2 separate regions of the Homo sapiens genome follow, and region 1 is linked to region 2. Evidence: chromatin loops called from intact Hi-C (ENCODE). Cell type or tissue: endothelial cell of umbilical vein. All regions are shown on one strand. Each heading gives the region's core, and the rest is flanking DNA. Links, peaks and the distances in the headings are about the cores only. Region 1 has its middle 65 kb from the start of RANBP6. Region 2 has its middle 67 kb from the start of IL33.

What was found. Peaks named below come from ENCODE experiments on the same cell type or tissue, not always from the same donor. Only the 100,000 strongest peaks of a DNase experiment are listed, where the experiment ranks them.
Region 1: a loop joins it to region 2, with 8 times the contacts of the local background. A loop is called at or near these places in 2 of 110 quality-filtered maps.

Annotation. Positions count from the first base shown.
Region 1 is chr9:6,079,079-6,081,995 of GRCh38, reverse strand. No RefSeq gene overlaps it. Among named protein-coding and RNA genes, the nearest start is that of RANBP6, 65 kb to the right of the region's middle. In endothelial cell of umbilical vein, for the core only: no CTCF peak of the experiment used is centred there; a DNase peak (open chromatin) is centred at 1,575; H3K4me3 peaks cover 767 bases; H3K27ac peaks cover 441 bases.
Region 2 is chr9:6,147,798-6,150,714 of GRCh38, reverse strand. No RefSeq gene overlaps it. Among named protein-coding and RNA genes, the nearest start is that of IL33, 67 kb to the left of the region's middle. In endothelial cell of umbilical vein, for the core only: no CTCF peak of the experiment used is centred there; a DNase peak (open chromatin) is centred at 1,264; H3K27ac peaks cover 1,563 bases.

The DNA.
Region 1 (2,917 bases), core at 243-2,742, 69 kb after region 2:
AAAGGTGATAAATTCATGTTTAGGTCCTACCTCCAAATTTATCAAGGGCTCCTGGTGGGACTCAAAATAAAAGAGGCAGAGCCCCTGACTCCCCTATTGTTCTTCGGAAGTCATGAGTGTAAAAATTTCTCTCTCTCTCTTTATTTCAGGACATTCCCTCTTGAAGTGGCCTGTTCTTCCACATCTGTAGCCTCTATCTTGTCCTTCTTCCGTCTCAGTCTTAGCATTCTCAGCCCTTGCTCCCCTATACCACTTAGGGGGCTTATTAAATGAGGACCTTGACCCTCCAGATGGAGGCTTCAGTCCTCTAAAGGAGGGTTTAGGCCCCTTATAATCTCTGGCCCCTTGAAAGCCCTGCTTAGAGATATATGGATTTGGAGCCATCTGTTGGAAGGCAGAAAACATGAGTTTTGTCTTTTGTTTTTGTTTTTGTTTTCCTCATCTCTTCTCACATATACTTTTTGAGCCTCCCTGAGCAGTTCACTCAGAGGCTGGTCCTCCCAACTTTCTATCTTTCGTAATTTTCTTGAAATGTTTGGCCAACTTTTAGTAACAAAGTGAGGTTTTAACATTCCTCGTCCAAGGGGGTTTTCCAAATCAAGGCCTGCATATTGTCTCATTTGCTCCCTCAATCTGTTTAAGAATCTAGCAGGTCCCTCATCTTTTTCCTGTTGAATATCAAATGCTTTAGAAAGATTTTGAGTTCGGGGTACTGATTCTCGAATTCCTTTTATTATCATCTTCCTTAGGTCCTTCACGTTTTCCCAGTGATTTGCATTGTTATTGTCCCACTGGGGGTCTCGGGTGGGAAATTTATGGTCTGCAGGAGGAACATTTTGACCAGAAGGGTGCTCACATTCCCAAACCACCATAGCAGCCCTCCGAATCGTACTTCGTTCTTCCCCTGAAAAGAGGACACCCAAAATGGACATCAACTCAGCCCAGTGTATATCTGAGGCCCTAGAAATTGATCAATTTGATCTGCTACTCCATAAGGGTCATCCAATAATGGCTTAAGCTCCTTTTTTAAATTCTGGACTTCTGAACTGGTCAAGGGAGAGTTTACAAAGCCAATAGCCACCCCCTGTCCTTGTGGTACCACCCTTAGAGGAAAGAAAGTTGGATCTGGCTCTTTAGGTGTGGAGGGAAATGGAAAGTTTCGAATATCTTTTTTACATTGCTCTATTTCACATTGAAGCCCCTTTAAAGAGGGATACTTAATAGTTTTGTTGAGGAGGGGGGCAGGCTCACAAGATGGTAATTCTGCAAAGTGAGGATTATAGGCAGGAGGAGCAATATGAGTATATGAGTATAGAAACCACAGGTCGGGGAGGGATCTGCAGCAGCAGCTGGGGGAATGGAACACGGGCAAGTGACACAGGTGAGGGAGTGGCCTGAAACAGCTGGGCAGTAACCCGAAACCGCAGCCAGAGGGACGGAATCGGGAACAACTGGAAGAGTGACACAAGCAGGGGAGGGACCTGAAATGGAAACGGGAGCTGGAGGGGCGGGACTGGGGGGCAACCAGAAGAATGATGCAAACAGGGGAGGGACCTGAAACGGAAATGGGAACCAGAGGGGCGGGATCGGGGCGGCCAGAAGAGTGACGCAAGCAGGGGAGGGACCTGAAACGGGAACCGGAGGGGCGGGATTGGGGGCAGCTGGAAGAGTGACACAAGCAGGGGAGGGACCTGAAACAGGAACTGGAGGAGTGGGATGGGGGCACTGAATGGAGGAAGGTGATCTAGAGGGTCCCACGTGTTAGTGGGTGTGGGTTGTCTAGACATGGGAACTCTTTCCCTGCCAGAGGGGTTGGCTTCTGGCTTTCTCCCTCCGGAGTCTAAAGGGTAAAGGAGGATAGGTCCCTGCCACCAATAGAGGGTGTAATCAATTTCTTCCTGGGAAACAGGGCTCTTATCATTAACATGCTCAATTAAGAGCTGACAAATCCGCTCCTCATTTGACCCAAATTTTGGCCAGAAAAGTGAGGGTTTCAGGATGGGTTCTCGAGCCCAAATAAAACAAAAATATTTTATCATCTGCTGTTTTCGTTTATACTTGGTCCTCTCATTATCTTTCCAATACTTTAGCATAAGCCCCAAGGGGCTATCAGAAGGAATTTCATTGCTCTCTTGACTCTTTAGTTTTCCTGTCTTACATGAAACATTCCCCATCTTAGGGGTTATGGGGGGCTCTAACCTCTCCTGTTAGAGGTGTCTACCCCCCTCTTTCTAGAGGCTCAATGAGGCTTTAAGAGGGGGTTCAACCTGTTGTGTTGGAGGTGTCTTACCTCCCCCTTTCTGGAGGCTTAGCCTCTCCCGTTAAGGGTTTCCTGCATATCCTATAGCTCACCCCTCTGGAGGCTCCTTGTACCCTTCTTTCTCTTTGTCTACTGTGACTCTTCCTGCCCCTAGTCGATAGATGGCAACACGAAACCGCAGAGAAGACTCACTCACTCCACACAACCATAATGCTTAGCCCCATTCACACACTGTCAAACTCCAAATTATCCTGACCACCAAGGAAATACTTTGTCACCTTTGTGAAGTCTCCTACCTTTTTCCATGCACAAGAATTACCTGGTCCTCTTATTGCCACGGTCTTGCAAGCCTCTCCTCCCTGCTTTGCTGAGAACCCAGATTTATTCATCACAATGGGTGGGCCCTGACCCCCCTCACCCTCTGGCCACCATAACAAGACAGTGGGACCCCTGGGTGAGGTGACCAAAGACCCCCTTCCCAAAGGAGAGTATTTGAGCCCCAGAATTTGGGCACCAGAATTGTTGAGAATAATGCCCAAAATCCTAAGGAAATTGAACACTCAAACAAAGGATTCTTAACCAAGCAATTTTACTTTTGCGCAGAGGGGTGCTTCTCCTTGGCCGGTCACCATGAGAGCACACCTGAACAAAGGGGCA
Region 2 (2,917 bases), core at 122-2,621:
TCTTCAATGTAGGCAGACATCATCCACTCATTGAGGGCCCACATAGAACAAAAAGGCAGATGAAGGGCAAATTTGTTTTGTTTCTGTTTGAAATGGGACACCTTTCTCCTCCTGCCAACATTAGCAATCCTGGTTCTTGGACTGTTAGACAGACTGAATTACACCATCAGCTTCCCTGGTTCTCCAGCTTGCAGATATAAAATCGTGGGATGTATTGATCTCCATAAATCCAATTTCTATAATAAATTATTCTTATTATTGTTTAATTATATTTTATTTTATATATATATATCTCCTATTGTTTCTGTCTCTCTGGAAAACCCTAACTTCTATAGATTTTGGCATCAAGAGTGGTTCTAGAGGAATAGAATTTTACAGATGAATTTTCTGAATTGGCTCTATGATTTCTGGAATTGGGTCCCTAATTTGATTAGATTTAAAGACATTAGTGACTCTATTTCCAGTAGTAAAGAAAGTTCATGACATAACCTGCTTATAGAGATACACAAAATATCTACATTGGATATACCTAATCAACAACTTATAGAATGTAATGGGCTAAGTAACTTTATATGTTATATACTTTTAGACTTTTTTTTTTTTAAATTAGGGAACATAATGACATTTGTTTATTGCTCCTAATGTTGCTGGATAAAGTAGTGAAAGAAAAGGATGAGCTCAGATATTTGAATTCCTAGTTTAAGCACTGAACAAATGACCTAAGAATCTATAGATATACCCTCAAAGACAGCCTCATCTCCTATAGCCACAGGGCTGAAATTGCTGAAAAATCAAATGCAGAACCTTATCCTATGATTGGCTGAATTACAATGCAAGTTGAACTCCCATCCTCACAGGGTATCTACTATTAAAGTAAGGGCATTGATTGGGAAAGAATAGCATCCTATAAGTTGGGATGGGGACATACTGGAAGATCTTGATGAAGCTGGGTGCGAGGCTCCTGTATTGGTTCGAACCCCAAGAGCGTGCCAGCAGACAACACGAGGTGGCATGGAGCAACACGCTGTTTTAATGAGCTCCTGGGTGCAGGCGGGCAGAGGCCTAAAATGGCGTCAGCACCAAATGAGGATGGGGCAGGGGTTTTATAGTCTCCTGTAAACAGGAAGTGCCCCAGTCCAATGTGACTGCTACATAGTACCCAGACCACCTCTCTCTCAGTCTTCAGGGAGTACGTGTCTTCCGGCCAGCTCTCTTCCTGCTTCTGCTATCCCGCTCACGCACACTGCTGGTGCAAGTGGCCTTGCGCCTTGGCACTGAGCCTGAGGAGGAAGGAGTTATTCATTTCCTTAAGCTTTCAGGTCCCAGGGAGAATTTTTCACTGGGAACTTAGACTCCTAAATTGTGATGAGTCTTTTTTGCCAATGAAAGAGGCCTCCTCACCCCCAGAAGACGTGGCCTCTCCAACTCCAGTAGTATCTGCCTTTCCACCAATTTTTCCACCTCCATCTAAGGGCATTAACCCAGCATTTCCTGAGAAAATAGTAATGGCCTGTCCTGAGGCAGTTGCCATGCAAGACAACACTGTTTCTCCTCAGAATCCACCCCATCATCCCTCTTTGCTTCTAGAACTGTAATTAGACTCAAGTCTCAGCAGGCCCCTAAGGGTGAAGTAGAAAGTGTGACCCATGAGGAGTTGTACTACACTCCAAAAAAAAAAAAAAGGTATTAATACTTGAGTTTTCTAATTTATACAAGCAGAAATCTTGGCAACATATGCAGGAGTGGATATTAACAGTGTGGGGTAATGGTGAAAGGAACGTAAACTTGGATCATGCAGAATTTATTGATATGAACTCATTAAGTAGAGATTTTTCATGTAATGTTGCAGTTTGGGGAGTCAGAAAGGGCTCTAATTGTTTGGTTACGTGGTTGGCTAAACCATGGGCAAATTGGAAATGCCTGACCCCCACTTGTTTTAATGTAGAGGAAGGATTCAATGGCTTAGGGTGTCTTAGTCTGTTTTCTGTTGCTATAACAGAATGCCACAGACTAGGTAATTTATAAAGAAACTAAGTTTATTTAGCTCAAAGTTCTGGAGGCAGGAAGTTCAACAGCATGGCTCTAGCATCTGTTGGGGGTTTTCTTGCTGTATCATAACATGGTGGAGGGCATCACATGGCAAAAGGGCAAGAACGTGCCAGGTCAGGTCTTTCTTTCTCTTGTATAAAGCCACCAGTCTTGTCATGGAAGTTCCACTCTAAAGATCTTAACTAATCCTAATTAATGACCTTAACTAATCCTACAGGCCCCACCTCCAAAAGTCATCAATATATGAATTTGGGGATTGAGTTTCCAACACATGAAATTTGAGGGATGCATTCAAACCACAGCATGGGAATATTGAAATGTTAGAGTAGATTTGTATTTAAGACCTACTCACTCACACTGGGAGGATACAGAAGACCTATCTTTCACCATGAATGTGAGAAATACATTTGCGAGGGTAGCCCCAGCATCTGTGAAGGGCTTTGTGATAGCTCTCCTTTGTAGGCCAGACTTCAGAGTGGTAACCGTAGCCATTCAATAAGAAAACCTAAATGAATTAGGAGTGATTGGATTCCAGGATGACAGGGGCCAAATTGTGGCACTCAGCTGCCAAAAGCAAGGCGGGTGTAATTACCACAATGGACAGCAGAGTCAAAGCAACAATCGTAATAGTCTGACTCATGCAGGCCTATAACATTGGTTACTTGATCATGGTGTTCCTAGAAGTGAAATAGGATGCCTACTAAATTCTCACTTTATCTATACAAGCAAAAAACTATGTCAAGTGAACAAACATCTAACCCCAATCATAAAAACATGGCCCTTTGATCGATTTCCAGACTTAAGTCAGTTTATAGGCTCAGAACCCCTCGAATGAAGTAGAGGCTGGATTCCCTTTAGGAAGAACCCA